2 separate regions of the Homo sapiens genome follow, and region 1 is linked to region 2. Evidence: read pairs that join two places in POLR2A ChIA-PET (ENCODE). Cell type or tissue: Caco-2. All regions are shown on one strand.

Evidence for each region. ChIA-PET counts read pairs that join two places held together with the same protein. Peaks named below come from ENCODE experiments on the same cell type or tissue, not always from the same donor. Only the 100,000 strongest peaks of a DNase experiment are listed, where the experiment ranks them.
Region 1: POLR2A ChIA-PET joins it to region 2 with 15 read pairs; 4 of 35 experiments call an interaction of 5 or more read pairs at or near these places.

The regions. Positions count from the first base shown.
Region 1 is chr20:51,831,437-51,839,436 of GRCh38, reverse strand. LINC01429 (long intergenic non-protein coding RNA 1429) reads left to right here. Exons shown (of 3, transcript NR_110016.1): 3 at 5,468-7,640. Among named protein-coding and RNA genes, the nearest start is that of LINC01429, 27 kb to the left of the region's middle. In Caco-2, no CTCF peak of the experiment used is centred here; a DNase peak (open chromatin) is centred at 1,246.
Region 2 is chr20:52,018,974-52,026,973 of GRCh38, reverse strand. No RefSeq gene overlaps it. Among named protein-coding and RNA genes, the nearest start is that of LINC01429, 160 kb to the right of the region's middle. In Caco-2, no CTCF peak of the experiment used is centred here; a DNase peak (open chromatin) is centred at 4,603.

The sequences.
Region 1 (8,000 bases), 190 kb after region 2:
TATCATCATCTATATTTGGTCCTGAGCCTTGGGGTTTATTTTGAGGGTACTCCGGGGCACAGAGTGGAGCTGATCACCTGCCTCTATTCATGGCCTGCTTTCATCATTGGTTTGCACAAGGGGACACTTTAAAAATTATTTATTTATATTATCAACACATGAATGAGTTAGCAAATTCAAATGATTTAGGCCGGGCGTGGTGGCTCACGCCTGTAATCCCAGCACTTTGGGAGGCCAAGGCGGGCAGATCACCTGAGGTCAGGAGTTTGAGACCAGCCTGGCCAACATGGTGAAACCCCGTCTCTACTAAAAATACAAAAATTAGCCAGGTGTGGTGGCACACACCTGTAATCCCAGCTACTCAGGAGGCTGAGGCAGGAGAATAGCTTAAACCCGGGAGGCAGAGTTTGCAGTGAGCTGAGATCGCACCACTGCACTCCAGCCTGGGCAACAGAGTGAGACTCCATCCCAGAAAAAAATATATAGATAGATAGATAGATAGATAGATAGATAGATAGATAGATAATACCAATGAACCTTTTCCTTCATAGGGTGGAGCATCTTTTCTAGAGCTCAGACCCTGAACCTCCACTGTAATGAGCTCTGTATCCTTCAGCAAGTCATCACCCTTCTCTCTGCCTCAGTTTCCTCTTCTGCAAAGTGGAGGCAATAGTGTTACCTTCCCCAAAGCGGTACCGGGAGGATGAAATGAGATCGTGCACACGCAGCTTTTAGAACTGTGCCTAGCCAGCCGGGCACAGTGGCTCACGCCTGTAATCCCAGCACTTTGGGAGGCCGAGGCAGGTGGGTCACGAGGTCAGGAGATCGAGACCATCCTGGCTAACACAGTGAAACCCAGTCTCTATTAAAAATACAAAAAATTAGCTGGGCGTGGTGGCAGGTGCCTGTAATCCCAGCTACTCTGGAGGCTGAGGAGGGAGAATCGCTTGAACCCGGGAGGTGGAGGTTGCGGTGAGCCGAGATCGCGCCACTGCACTCCAGCCTGGGCGACAGAGCGAGACTCCCTCCCCCCGCCCCCCCAAAAAAAAGAACTATGCCTAGCCCAGAGCACGTGCCTCCCAAAGCTACCTGTTCCTGTTCTCCTTACCATCTCTCGAGTATTTCAACATAGATAACTTCAGGAATCCAAAGCATTGAACACTAGGAGGAGAGAAAAAAAAAGCTTAATTCCAGAGGTTGTTCAAGAATCTATCTACCCATGGGAGGGCTGCGTTTGGTTTTCCCTCTTTGTCTCCGCCTTCTTTAAATAATGAACTGAAGTCTCTGGGTTTCTGCAGGCTGCACAAGTTGCCTAAGGCCATTGGGCCAGGGCAAACCTGGGCCATTTATTCTCCCCCTTTCAGCCTGTTCCTGTGTTTATACTACCCTGTTTAGTTTAATGCACATCCCAAGATTACCCCTAATACACATCCTCAGAAATGTTTATGGAAATTCTTTATAAGCAAACGGCTTTATTTCCCTTGAGTAGCTGCAGATACAAAGCAGCGGTCACTTTTTTTATTGACAGGCTTAAACACCTCGCGATACCCCCAGCCCCCACCCTGAGTAGATCTGTTACCCCAGCCCACCCACACATCCATCGTGGGATTCTGCAGTTATAAGAAGCCAAGACTTGCCCACTCTGGATCCATCCTAGATTCCCAGCCCCTAGCCATTGTTCCAAAGCGGGAATCTTTTTTTGTTTTGTTTTGTTTTGTTTTTCTAGAAACAGAGTCTCATGCTGTTGCCCAGACAGTGGCAGGATCAAAGCTCACTGCAGTTTCCAACTCCTGGGCTCAAGCAATGCTCCCACCTCACCTCGCTGGAACTACAGGCATGCGCCACCATGCCTGGCTAACTTTTTAAAAAAATTTTTGTAGAATCAGGTATGGTGGTTCACACCTATAATCTCAGCACTTTGGGAAGCCAAGAAGGAAGGATCACTTGAGGCCAGGAGTTCAAGACCAGTCTGGTTAATATGGCGAAACCTCGTCACTACAAAAAAATTAGCCAGGTGTGGTAGTGCACGCCTGTAGTCCAAGCTACTTGGGAGGCTAAGGTGAGAGGATCACTTGAGCCTTGGAGGTTGAGGGTGCAGTGAACTATGATAGTGCCACTGCACTCCAATGCAGGTGGCAGAGCAAGACCTTGTCTCAAAAAAAAAAAAAAATTTGTTTAGAGATGGAGTCTTGCTATGTTGCCCAGGCTGGTCTCAAACAACTAGGCTCAGATGATCATCCCAACTCAGCCTCCCAAAAAGCTGGGATCACAGGCATGACCACTGTGCCCCAAAGCAGAAATCTTGACAACTCATAGACTTTTTGTTTCTTTCCTCTGCTGGTGGTTTCGTTTGGAGAGGGGGCAGAAAAGAGAGAAGAGAACCACATATCATTTTGTGTTTGCTTCCCATCCCACCCCCGCAAAGATTTACTGGATGCCTATTAAGTGCCAGGCACTGTTCTAGGTGATGGGGATTCAGCAGTGAGCATGGGAGACCTCTCAACTATCAGATCAATTGCATTCTGGTGGTAGAGGTGGACCGTAAGCAAAACAAAGAAGTGCGTAAATAGAACTGCTGAGGGTGATTAATGCTGTGAGAATGGTAATATAAAATAATGCAATTAAGAGCTGGCCGGGTGCAGTGGCTCACGCCTGTGATCCCAGCACTTTGGGAGGCCAAGGCAGGTGGATCACAAGGTCAGGAGACCGAGACCATCCTGGCCAACATGGTGAAACCCCATCTCTACTAAAAATACAAAAATTAGCCGGGTGTGGTGGCATGCGCTTATAGTCCCAGCTACTCAGGGGGCTGAGGCAGGAGAATCGCTTGAACCCGGGAGGTGGAGGTTGGAGTGAGCTAAGATCGCACCACTGCACTCCAGCCTGAGCAACAGAGCAAGAGTCCATCTCAAAAAAAAAAAAAAAAAAAAAGAAATAGGGAATCTCGGCCAGGCATGGTGGCTCATGCCTATAATCCCAGCAATTTAGGAGGCTGAGGTGAGCAGATTGCTTGAGTTCAGGAGTTTGAGACCAGAGTGGACAACATGGCAAAACCCTGTCTCTACTAAAAACACAAAAGTTAGCTGGGCATGGTGGCTTGTGTCTCCTGTCGTTCCAGCTGCTCGGGAGGCTGAGGCACAGGAATTGCTTGAACCTGGGAGGCAGAGGTTGCAGTGGGCCGAGATCGCATCACTGCACTCCAGCCTAGGTGACAGAGCAAGACTCTGTCTCAAAAAAAAAAAAAAAGAAAAGAAAACAAACAAACAAACAAAAAAAAATGGTGGGCAAGGAAGACCTCCTTGAAGAGGTAACATTTGAGCAAAGACCTGAATGAAGTGAGGGAGAAAGTTCTTGGAAGGGTATTCCAAGCCCGGAGAACAGCAAGTGCACAGGCACTGAAGCTGGATCTGCTTGTTATATTGGAGGAAAAGCAGGAAGACCCATGTAACTAAAATCTAGTGATCCAGGGGAGAATGGTAGGAAGTCACATTGGAGAGGCAGGCAGAGACCAGATCATTAGGGCCTTGGAAGAGGGCCTTAGAACAAAGATGTGTAGATTTTGTTCTAGTTTCAATGGAAAGCCATCCAGAGTCTTACGCAGGAAAAGACATGATGGGATCCGTGTTTTGTTTTTGTTTGTTTGTTTGTTTGTTTTTGAGACGGAGTCTCGCTCTGTTGCCCAGGCTGGAGTGCAATGGTGTGATCTCTGCTTGCTGCAACCTCAGCCTCCCAGGTTCAAGCGATTCTCCTGCCTCAGCCTCCCAAGTAGCTGAGACTATAGGCGCCCGCCACCACACTTGGCTAATTTTTATATTTTTAGTAGAGACAGGGTTTCACCATATTGGCCAGGCTGGTCTCGAACTCCTGACCTTAAGAGATCTGCCCTCCTCGGCCTCCCAAAGTGCTGGGATTGCAGACGTGAGCCACCATGCCCGGCTGGGATCCATGTTTTTAAAGATCCCTTGGCTCCTGTACAGAGGATGATCTCTAGAAGGGGTGCAGTGAAAGCGGGAAAACAAGCTAAGAGGTTACTGCTTTGTTCAAGAGAGTGTCCAAGAGAGGACGGCAGGGCCGTCTCATCAGATCTAACTAATGAGATGAAGAGAAGCAATGAATTCAGAATACAGCGTGTCCTTGGAGGGGTATCCAGCAGGTTCACTGGTGGAGTGAAAGTGGCAATGATGAGAAGGATCATGGACAGCTTGAGCAACTGGGCTGGTGAGGGTGCCATTTTCCAAGATGGGTAGGATTAGAAAACGAGCCAACTGGACGGGGAAGTTTGAGATGCCTGAAGACGCTCAATGGAGTTGTTATGTGAAAGTACAACACTTTAGGTTAATAATAGCGAAAGCCCACACCGACAACATTTGCCACACGCCAGGCACGTTTTTGTGTTTGTTTGACACTCTGTCGCCCAGTCTGGAGTGCAGTGGCGCAGTCTCGGCTCACTGCAAGCTCCGCCTCCAGGGTTCATGCCATTCTCCTGCTTCAGTCTCCCGAGTAGCTGGGACTACAGGTGCCCACCACCACGCCCAGCTAATTTTTTGTATTTTTAGTAGAGACGGGGTTTCACTGTGTTAGCCAGGATGGTCTCTATCTCCTGACCTCATGATCCACCCGCCTCAGCCTCCCAAAGTGCTGGGATTACAGGCATGAGCCACAGGCATGAGCCACCGCGCCCTGCCTATGCCAGGCACTTTTTAAGCAGTCTCCCACCCCTTATTTCACAGTATCCTGCAAAGTGATTGTAAAAATATTATCCCTATTTTATTTTACTTTATATTTTAGATAGGTCTTGCTCTGTTGCCCAGGCTGGAGTGTAGTGGCACCATCACAGCTCACTGCAGCTTGACCACACAGGCTCAAGCAATCCTCCAGCCTCAGCCTCCTAAGTAGCTGGAACTACAGGCACATACCACCATGCCTGGCTTTTTTTTTGAGATGGAGTCTCGCTCTGTAGCCCAGGCTGGAGTATAGTGGCCCAATCTCAGCTCACTGCAACTTCTGCCTCCTGGGTTCAAGTGATTCTCCTGCCTCTGCCTCCCAAGGTGCTGGATTACATGTGCGAGCCACCAAGCCCAGGCTATCCCCATTTTCTAGATGATGAAACACAAACACTGAGCAGTTTAAATAATTTGCCCAAGGTGGCCGGGCATGGTGGTTCACGCCTGTAATCCCAGCACTTTGGGAAGCTGAGGCGGGCAGATCACCTGAGGTCAGGAGTTCGAGACCAGTCTGGTCAACATGGTGAAACCCCGTCTCCACTAAAAAATACAAAAATTAGCCAGGTGTGGTGGCGGGTGCCTGTAATCCCAGCTACTCAGGAGGCTGAGGCAGGAGAATCACTTGAACCCGGGAGGCAGAGGTTGCAGTGAGCTGAGATCACGCCATTGCCCTCCAGCCTGGGTGACAGAGTGAGACTCCGTCTCAAAAATGAATAAATAAATAAATAAATAATTTGCCCAAGGTGACACAACCTGGATTTAAACTCATGGATGTCGGCCTCTGCTCTGCGTTGAATTGTATCCTCCCAAAAAGGAGATGTTGGAGCTCTGAGACCCAGCACCTCAGAATGTGTTTCTACTTGGAAATAGGGTCTTTACCAAGACCCTATTCCAATAGGACTGGTGACCTGTGGGAGAAATGTGGACACAGAGACAGACAGACATAGAGGGAAGATGACGGCAGAGTCACAGGGAGAAGACGGTCATCTACGAGCCAAGGAGAGAGGCCTGGCACAGATCCTTCCCTCACAGCACCCAGAGAGCCTTCAGACAATACATCTGTGCTGTGTAAGCCGCTCCGTCTGTGGCTCTCTGTTACAGCAGCCCCAGAAAACAAATAGAGACTCTTAATTGCCAAGCCATGTTCCTCCCATAGTACGATTTCTCATCAGATAGTCTATCTTCGCTGCTAAAACAGGTATTTCTGGATGGTAGAGGTCATGTGTAGCTTGCATATTTAGTATGAGGTATGTGAAAGTCACCTCATAGATATTAAATTATTTGGCTACAGCTTTGAGCTTGGCCTCTCTCTTAAGGATTACCTTGCCATAGGGACAGGAAGCCATCGTGATATAAAGGCTGAAGTTTCTGTAAGATTTTGATTTTTAATCTAACATGATATTAACAACTGTGCCCGTTGGGCGTGATGGCTCACACCTACAATCCCAGCACTTTGGGAGGCCAAGGCGGAGGATCACTTGAGGTCAGGAGTTTGAGACCAGCCTGGCCAACATGGTGAAACCCCGTCTCTACCAAAAATACAAAAATTAGCCGGGCTTGGGGGTGCATGCCTGTAATCCCAGCTACTTGGGAGGCGAAGGCAGGAGAATTGCTTGAACCCAGGAGGTGGAGGTTGCAGTGAGCCAAGACTGTACCACTGCGCTCCAGCCTCGGCAACAGAGTGAGACTCTGTCTCAAAACAGACAAACAAACAAAATAATAACTGTACCTATACAAGGTCCCCAAGATAATTAAAAGGCTCACTTGAGCAGAGTAACTGAGGAGAGTCTTTTGGGGTTCTTTGTTTTTTTTTTTTAGAGACAGTCTCACTCTGTCGCCCAGTCTAGAGTGCAGAGGCGCAATCTTGGCTCACTGCAACCTCCGCCTCCCAGGTTCAAGAGATCCTCCTGCCTCGGCCTCTCAAAGTGCTGGGACTACAGGCACATGCCACCATGTCCGGCTGAGGAATGTTTAATAAAAGGGGTATTTACCAAGATATAAGCAAGGTATAGAGAAATCAGCAGGGTTGATGAAGCACCCCGGGGCTACCAACAACCAAAAGCCCTTCCCTCTCCAAGGCCTCCAAAGGCAGCAGGAGGGAGTGGTTATCAGAAAATGGCAAGATCCATAGGAAAAAGGCCACCCCATGGGAGCTGTGGGTTTCAGTAGAGGGACACAGCCACTGCCAGACCATGGCCAGCCAGGGAGTTAATAGCCCAGCCCCACCTTGGCCCTCCCATCTCCCACTCCTCCTTATTGGCTGAACCCAGCAAGAAACCAGATGTCACAGAACCAGGAGATGTGGTCCCCACTGCCCGGCCTCTTGGGCACAGAGGAGGGAAGAGAAAATGGAGAGTGGATCTGGAGGGGCAAATGAAGTATTAATATTCTGTACACTCAGAATGTCCACAGAGTGAACACTGGCTTGCCGGCTGACCCCATTTCTTGAAAATCATCCTATCCCTGCAGGTTATTTATGTTGTTACCCTTTTGCAAGAACCACATAAAATATTTTACATGCTTTTAAAACTCATAAATGTAATGAAGCCAAGATGTTTCAGCAAATGTGCTCAATGGGCAAATCCTTCCAAAGATCTGCTCTCAGCTGACGTCAGGACAAAAGGCACATCTCACGACCTGCAGAGCGTCTGACGTTAAAGCCAATAAATTCATCCCCCTGACCCACATGGCTTCCAGAATGTACAAGCTGTCAGTGGATCTTAAAAATGTATCTATTCCTTCATTCACTTCCTGCCGTTCGTCTCTTGCAAGTATTTACTGCTCTTTAAAAACTGAACTCCACCAGCTGGAAATGCATTAGTGCAGGGAGATGGCTGTACTTTGTTCCGGCAGGAATTGTGCATGCAACTTCCAATCTGACTTTTCTGAGACATTAATAAAAACACATGCGTCCTGAAATTTGGGTTGATAATCTTTGGGGGCTCAGTGTAAAAACCAGTAAGAGTTTTAGCACAAAGCCTGGCATTCAAAAAGAGAAGCTGGGCCGGGCGCGGTAGCTCCCGCCTGTAATCCCTGCACTTTGGGAGGCCGAGGCGGGCGGATCAGGAGGTCAGGAGATTGAGACCATCCTGGCTAACACGGTGAAACCCCGTCTCTACTAAAAATACAAAAAAAAATTAGCCGGGCTTGGTTGCAGGCGCCTGTAGTCCCAGCTACTCGGAAGGCTGAGGCAGGAGAATGGCCTGAACCCGGGAGGCAGAGCTTGCAGTGAGCCGAGATCGTGCCACTGCACTCCAGCCTGGGCGACAGAGCGAA
Region 2 (8,000 bases):
AAAAGAAGAAACTATGTATATAAATTAAGAATACCTTATAGCATTTAAAGATACAGGTAAATACATATACACACATAGACATGGACACATACATTTATTACTAAACTGATTAACATGGGCTGGAAGGAAACATCAGTTTCATGATAGCCATAGCTCCTGGGGAGGCATTGAGGTCCAGTGGGCTCAACTTTATCAGTACTGTCTTATTTTTAATTAAAATAGTATCAGCCAGGCGTGGTGGCTCACACCTGTAATCCCAGCACTTTGGGAGGTCAAGGCAGATGGATCACAAGGTCAGGAGTTCAAGACCACCCTGGTCAATATGGTGAAACCCCATCTCTACTAAAAATACAAAAATTAGCCGGGCATGGTGGTGGGCACCTGTAATCCCAGCTACTCTGGAGGCTGAGGCAGGAGAATTGCTTGAACCCGAAAGGTGGAGGTTGCGGTGAGCCAAGATCATGCCGTTGCACTTCAGCCTGGGTGACAGAGTGAGACTCCGTCTCAAAAAGATAAATAAATAAAATTTAAAAAAATAGTATATAAGATGCTACAACACAATGGTTATATTTAGTAATCTTAAGTAGTGAAGCTGTAAGTGTTTGTTATACTTTATTCTGTACTTTTCAGTTGCTTTAAATATTCTCCAAATTTAAATAAAAACAAACCTATGATAAAAGAAGAGAAAAGAAACCTCTTTCACTTCCAGCCCTCTATATTGTCTGTGCCTGTGTCTCCTGTAACCTTCCAGTGCTGTCCAGGGCTTACAATTAGAGAGTACAGATCTATTACATACAGTGTTTACTTATAACATTTTCTGGGGGGAGAAAAGTTTCTGGCCTCGTCCAGCAATGTCTAAGTCAGACAAGCAAGATAATTTTTAACTCTTTCCTCACTAGCATCAAGCCACGTATTTTTCTTTTCTTTTCCTGTGGCTTCAGGATTTTGAGCCCTACATGCTCCTCTACCTCTCAACATTTGGACCACTAAAGGCTAAATATGTTCCATGTTGAATGGAAAAAATAAGTAACGAATAATTTAAAAGTTGGCCACACAGTTCTCCATTGCTTCAAAGAAAATAAGTGTCTCAGCCGGGCACGGTGGCTCACGCCTGTAATCCCAGCACTTTCGGAGGCCGAGGCGGGCAAATCACAAGGTCAGGAAATCGAGACCATCCTGGCTAACACGGTGAGACCCCGTCTCAACTAAAAATACAAAAAATTAGCCGGGTGTGGTGGCGGGCGCCTATAGTCCCAGCTACTTGGGAGGCTGAGGCAGGAGAATGGCATGAACCCAGGAGGCGGAGCTTGCAGTGAGCTGAGATCATGCCACTGCACTCCAGCCTGGGCGACAGAGTGAGACTCCATCTCAAAAAAAAAAAAAAGGTCTCTTGTTTGTTTTCTGAAGCTCTAACTGCTTCTACAGGCTGTCTCTAAATCCATCACTAGCTGCACAGCCTTTGTTGTTCAACCTCCCCAAGCCTTAGTTTGCTCATCTGCCGTATCGGGATAATAATAATCGGACCTAGCCAGGCGCAGTGGCTTAGGCCTGTAGTCCCAGCACTTTGGGAGGCAAAGGCAGGTGGATCACCTGAAGTCGGGAGTTCAAGACTAGCCTGACCAACATGGAGAAACCCCATCTCTACTAAAAATACAAAATTAGCCGGGCGTGGTGGCACATACCTGTAATCCCAGCTACTGGAGAGGCTGAGACAGAAGAATCACTTGAACCTGGGAGGCAGAGTTTGCCAGGAGGCAGAGTTTGCCATGAGCCGAAATCACACCATTGCACTCCAGCCTGGGCAACAAAAGCAAAACTCCGTCTCAAAAAAATAAATAAATAATCAGACCTTCTTCACAACACCAATAGGAGATGTAAAGGTCTTAGTACAGTTTTTATTAAATACATTTGTATTATTTTTCTGGTATCTTGATCTCTTTTTGTCACTCGATATGACAGGGTAATTTTTTTTTTTTTTTTTTTTGAGACAAAGTCTCACTCTGTTGCCCAGGCTGGAGTGCAGTGGCACGACCACAGCTCACTGCAGCCTTGACCTCCCAGACTCAAGTGATCCTCCCACCTCAGCCTCCCAAGTAGCTGAGACTACAGGCACACACCACCACACCCAGCTAATTTTTAAATTTTTTGGTAGAAATGAGATCTCACTATGTTGTCCAGGCTGGTCTTGAACTCCTAGGCTCAAGCAATCTTTCAGCCTTGGCCTCTCAAAGTGCTGGTATCACAGGTGTGAACCACTGCACCTGGCCCTGGGTGACTATTTTGGATAGTGGCTTAGAACATAGGCTTTGTGGTCAGACAGGTGGGTTGTAAACCTAGCTCACCCACTTTTTAAGTGAACTTGGGTAGCTTACTAGCCATACAGGGGTTGAGAAAACTAAATGAGATAGTCCTTTAAAGATGCCAGCAGGAGACCTGGCATGTATGTGATCAATGCTACAGGGATGCCAGCTGATGCAAGGAGGACATGGTGCCGATTCATGTTGGACAGCAGCAGCATTTACAACAGAGAAAACTCTAGTATTTCCATGATGTTTGTCTACGCATACATATAGCACATAAGCCAACTTAGCCTTTTTGCAAATTCATTTAACAGTTTCTTATAGAAATATGTTATTCTGAGCCACATCAATATAAACCATCACACATTCTTTTTTAAAATATGCTGTACATTTAGAAGTATGGCTTGGCCTCCAATTTGAAGCTTGTCACTTTCTTTAGTGCCTCTAGTTATCACTGTGAGCCCATCAGCCTTGCTTATCCAACAAGTTTATGAATAGCAAATGTTGATGGCTTCATTGAGTTGTGACTATAAATGCAAGGAAAATGAGAACAAGGGTGAAGAGGTGGCTTCTTTATAACAGCTGTAATTTATCCAGGGTTTTGTGCTGGCCTTTGATTTGGGGGCTGACTCTGAATCTAGTGTTCCCCCGGATTGCATTAGGAGCAGCCCTTAGGGGTCAGATGGAATTCCAAGGTCCTGGAATTAGTTAGAAGAATGAGAATGCACATGTGTGAAGGGGCAGGGCAAGGGGCCTTTACAAAACTCATCCTTCAAGACCCAAACAACAGCTTTCTGCCCAGGTGACCTTGAGAGAGGACAGGGCCAACTTCTGGGACATGCAACCCTTGCAGTTACACAGGGCCCCGAGCTCAGACAGGTTCTAGCTTGGCTTAATGCTCTGCTGTGGCCATCTTGAAATTCTTAATAACATTTTTAACAAGAGGCCCTATGTTTTCATTTGCACCATGCCCTGCAAATTCTGTGGCTGATCCTGGGACCCTTGAGGACACTGAGGCTTTTGCTCACCCCTGGGCACAGTCGTGACTGTTATAATGAATGACAAGTATTTTGTACATCCGGGGAATAATACTGATCCCAAGTAACATGTATGAGCCAAGTACTTTACCCAGATGACCTTATTTAATCCGTCCATGGACCCATTTTAGAGGTGATGAAACTGAGACATGAAGATAATAATAACAGTTCACATTTATCAAGCATATGCATAATCTTACTTTTCACAACAATCCTTTACAGTGGCTCACGCCTGTAATCCCAGCACTTTGGGAGGCCGAGGCGGGTGGATCACGAGGTCAGGAGTTTGAGACCAGCATAGCCAACATGGTGAAACCCAGTCTCTACTAAAAATACAAAAATTAGCTGGGTGTGGAGGTGCACGCCTGTAATCCCAGCTACTCGGGAGGCTGAGGCAGGAGAATAGCTTGAACCCGGGAGGTGGAGGTTGCAGTGAGCCAAGATCACGCCATTGCACTCCAAGCCTGGGCGACAGGGCGAGACTCTGTCTCAAAAAAAAAAAAAAAGAAAAGCCTGTGAGCTTAGTACTATTGCTTGGCCACATTTTAATTCCTACAAATGCAAGCTATTAGGTTAAAAAAAAAAAAAGTAATCCAAAGAAAGCAGAAGGAAGAAGGTAATAGAGGTAATTTTTAAAATTATATAGCAAACAGTTTCACAGAAAAAACTAGCTAATCCAAAGCTGGTTCTTTGGAAAGACTAATAATCTACTAGTCTACTAAGTGCTAATAAAAAAGAACAAATGCATAAAAATATTAGGGATAAAAAGAGAGCATAACTGCAGATGCAGAAGAGAGTAATAACTGAAATTTAATACTGTAAAAAATTCATGCCAAAAAAAGTTGAACACTGCAAAATTAACAACTTCCTAGAGAAACATTATTTACCAAAACTGAACCAAGAGACTCCAGAATCCTAAATAGACCTGTGTTGAGAAAATTAAATTAGTAGCTAACATATATGCATACATGTGTACATGCATACATACATGCGTAAACATGCCCACACACACCAGACGTAAGCAGGTTTACACTTCTACCAAACATTCAAGAAACGTGAAAATAAGCCGGGTGCGGTGGCTCATGCCTGTAATCCCAGCACTTTGGGAGGCTGAGGCGGGTGGATCACGAGGTCAGGAGATCGAGACCATCCTGGCTGACACGGCGAGACCCCGTGTCTACTAAAAATACAAAACATTTGCCGGGCGTGGTGGCAGGTGCCTGTAGTCCCAGCTACTCAGGAGGCTGAGGCAGGAGAATGGCATGAACACAGGAGGCGGAGCTTGCATTGAGGCGAGATTGCACCACTGAACTCCAGCCTAGGCGACAGAACAAGACTCTGCCTCAAAAAAAAAAAAAAAAAAAAAGAAAAGAAAAGAAAAGAAAGAAAAAGAAACAGGAAAATAGGCCAGGTGCAGTGGCTCACACCTGTAATCCCAGTACTTTGGGAGGCCAAGGCAGGCAGATCACCTGAGATCAGGAGTTAGATACCAGCCTGGCCAACATGGTAAAACTTTGTCTCTACCAAAAATACAAAAATTAGCCAGGTGTGGTGGCAGTGCGCCTCTAATCCCAGCTACTCGGGAGGCTAGGGCCGGAGAATCACTTGAACCTGGGAAACAGACGTTGCAGTGAGCTGAGATCGTGCCACTGCACTCCAACCTGAGCAATAGAGCAATACTTCATCTCAAAAAAAAGAAAAAAGAAAGAAAAAAACAGGAAAATAGCGGCCACTTATTGCTGCCTGATACAGACAGCTAACATTTATTGGGCACTTACTGTTCAGTAAGCATTATGCTAAAAGCTGTCTGTGTATAATCTCATATAAGGTAGGTACTATTATCTTCATTTTACAGATAAAGAAACTGAGGCCAAGAAATTTTTTTTTTTTTTTTTTTTTTTTTTTTTTGAGACAAGAGACTCACTTTGTCACCTAGGCTGGAGTGCGGTGGCGCGATCTCAGCCCACTGCAAGCTCCACCTCCTGGGTTCACGCCATTCTCCTGCTTCAGCCTCCCGAGTAGCTGGGACTACAGGCCTGGGACTACAGGTGCCCGCCACCATGCCTGGCCAGGATGGTCTCAATCTCCTGACCTCGTGATCCGCCCACCTCGGCCTCCCAAAGTGCTGGGATTACAGGCGTGAGCCACCGCGCCCGGCTGAGGCCAAGAAATTTTAAGCATTTTGCCCAGAGTCCTACAAATGATAAATGGTAGATCTGGGATTTGAACTAAGTTCTCTGTCAACTCCACAACCAGCATTCATTACCATTACATTCAACTGCCAATCAGAACTGAATATGGGAGATCTTGTAGTTTGGGTTAAGCAGAGAAAAGAGCAGGGCCTTCGTGGTCTCTGGTTTTCTTGGTCTATTTCAACCCCTGGGATATTCACTAATCACCTAGTTGAGGTTTCAGCACCCATAGAGCTCACATTCCAGTGTTCTTGAATTAGATGCTCTTATTTGATTATCCTCCTAAGAGATAGCGGCTATTGTCATGTGAAGGCCATTGTCCTTTGGAATCTGAAGGTAATCAAGTTTGGAGGCATGACCTGACTGATGGGTATTTCAGCCACAAGTTTAAGAACAAAAAGACAGATGCATAAGAATTATGCGATGTTCATAGTTTCCACATGGAATCCCATTATGAAAAAGGCCATTTTCCATTTTTAAGAAACATACATCTATGGAGAGTCTCCTAGGGTTGGTTGTGTGCTATCGTGATTAATTCCCATATTATTCATGAGGCCATAGGGCTCAGGGAGGTAAGGGAAGGTGTCCAGAGTCATACAGCTAAGGAGTCTGGAGCCAGCCAATCGACTCCCAAATCCAGTGGTCCCATGTTCATTACAGTGGCATTGGATGCCATGGAATTCCAGTCCAGAGAAGGAAGAGTTGGTTTTGTGGAGTTTGTTGTGCTGGTACTTCTCCTCCATACAGGACAGATCTAGATTTTGTGGAACCTGAAACTTTACAATTGGAGGGGGTAGGGACCTCTAAAACAAACCCTATAAAAACACCTTGTGTTTGCAAATTTTACAGACACATGTCACCATGTGACGACATTGCTAAGGCCCCTGCTGGGGCTATGAAAGAGGCCCTGAAACTTAAGCCTCACAAGCCTAACAAAGCCATTGTGGCCTCTATTTATACCGTGTTTTCTAATTTGTGTTTTGGGGATAATAATAACAGACATGGTGGACTAGAAAAAAAAAAGGGATATGGAAGCACTCAACTATATTATTATTATTATTTTGCATTTTTGTTTTGTTTTGTTTTGAGATGGAGTCTCGCTCCATCAGCCAGGCTGGAGTTCAGTGGCGTAATCTCGGCTCACTGCAACCTCTGCCTGCCGGGTTCAAGTGATTCTCCTGCCCCAGCCTCCCAAGTAGCTGGCACTACAGGCACCTGCCGCCATGCCTGGATGATTTTTGTATTTTTAGTAGAGACGGGGTTTCATCATGTTGGCCAGGCTGGTCTCGAACTCCTGACCTCAAGCAATCCACCTGCCTTGGCCTTTCAAAGTGTTGGAATTACAAATGTGAGCCACCGCACCTGGCCTCAACTGTATTATTTATTCAGTGTTTTCAATAGGCCAGACTTCTGCTGAGTCTTTTTTTTTTTAATTTAAACCTAAGTCCTGTTAGAAGTAACTTTTTTTTGAGATGGAATTTCACTCTTGTTGCCCAGGCTGGAGTACCACGGCATGATCTTGGCTCACCAAAACCTCCGCCTCCCGGGTTCAAGCGATTCTCCTGCCTCAGCCTCCTGAGTAGCTGGGATTACAGGCATGCACCACCATGCCAGCTAATTTTGTATTTTTAGTAGAGGCAGGGTTTCTCAATGTTGGTCAGGCTGATCTCGAACTCCCGATCTCAGATGATCTGCCCGCCTTGGCCTCCCAAAGTGCTGGGATTATAGGCGTAAGCCACCGTACCTGGCCCAGAAGTAACTTTTTTTTAAGTTTAAATCTGTTAAATCTTATGTCTCTGAAGTAAGTATGATTATTATGCCCATTCTACAGATGGAGGGACTAAGGCTCAGAGAATCTGAGTGACTGGCTCTGGGTCACATAGGTGGCAACCGTATAATTGAGACTCAAACCAGTTGTTCTGATTTCTGGACTTCATTCTACCTCTTTGTTTCAGCCAGGATATTCATCCCAACTTAGAACTTTTGTGGTGCTGCTCACCCTCTGCTCTGATACCCACCATGGCTCACTAGTGCCTGTATACATCATGACATTGGATCAGCCAATGATATAGAAAGCGGTATTTCCCAAAATAGCCACACATTTTAAAAACCAATTTGGGAAATTATTTCACAAACAGATTTTATGGCCTCGATGCATGAAAACCTGAGAGTACATTTGCAGATTTTAATTTCAGTAAATATTTGGCATAAGCATTGATGAAACGAGACTTATATAGTTTACAGCCAAAGGTGCACTTTTTTTTTTTTTTTTTTTTTTTTTTTTTTGAGACAGAGTCTTACTCTGTCACCCAGGCTGGAGTGCAGTGGCACGATCTGGGCTCACTGCAACCTCCACTTCCTGGGTTCAAGCAATTCTCCTGCTTTAGCCTCCCGAGTAGGTGGGACTACAGGCGCACACCACCATGCCCGGCTACTTTTTGTATTTTTAGTAGAGACGGAGTTTCATCATG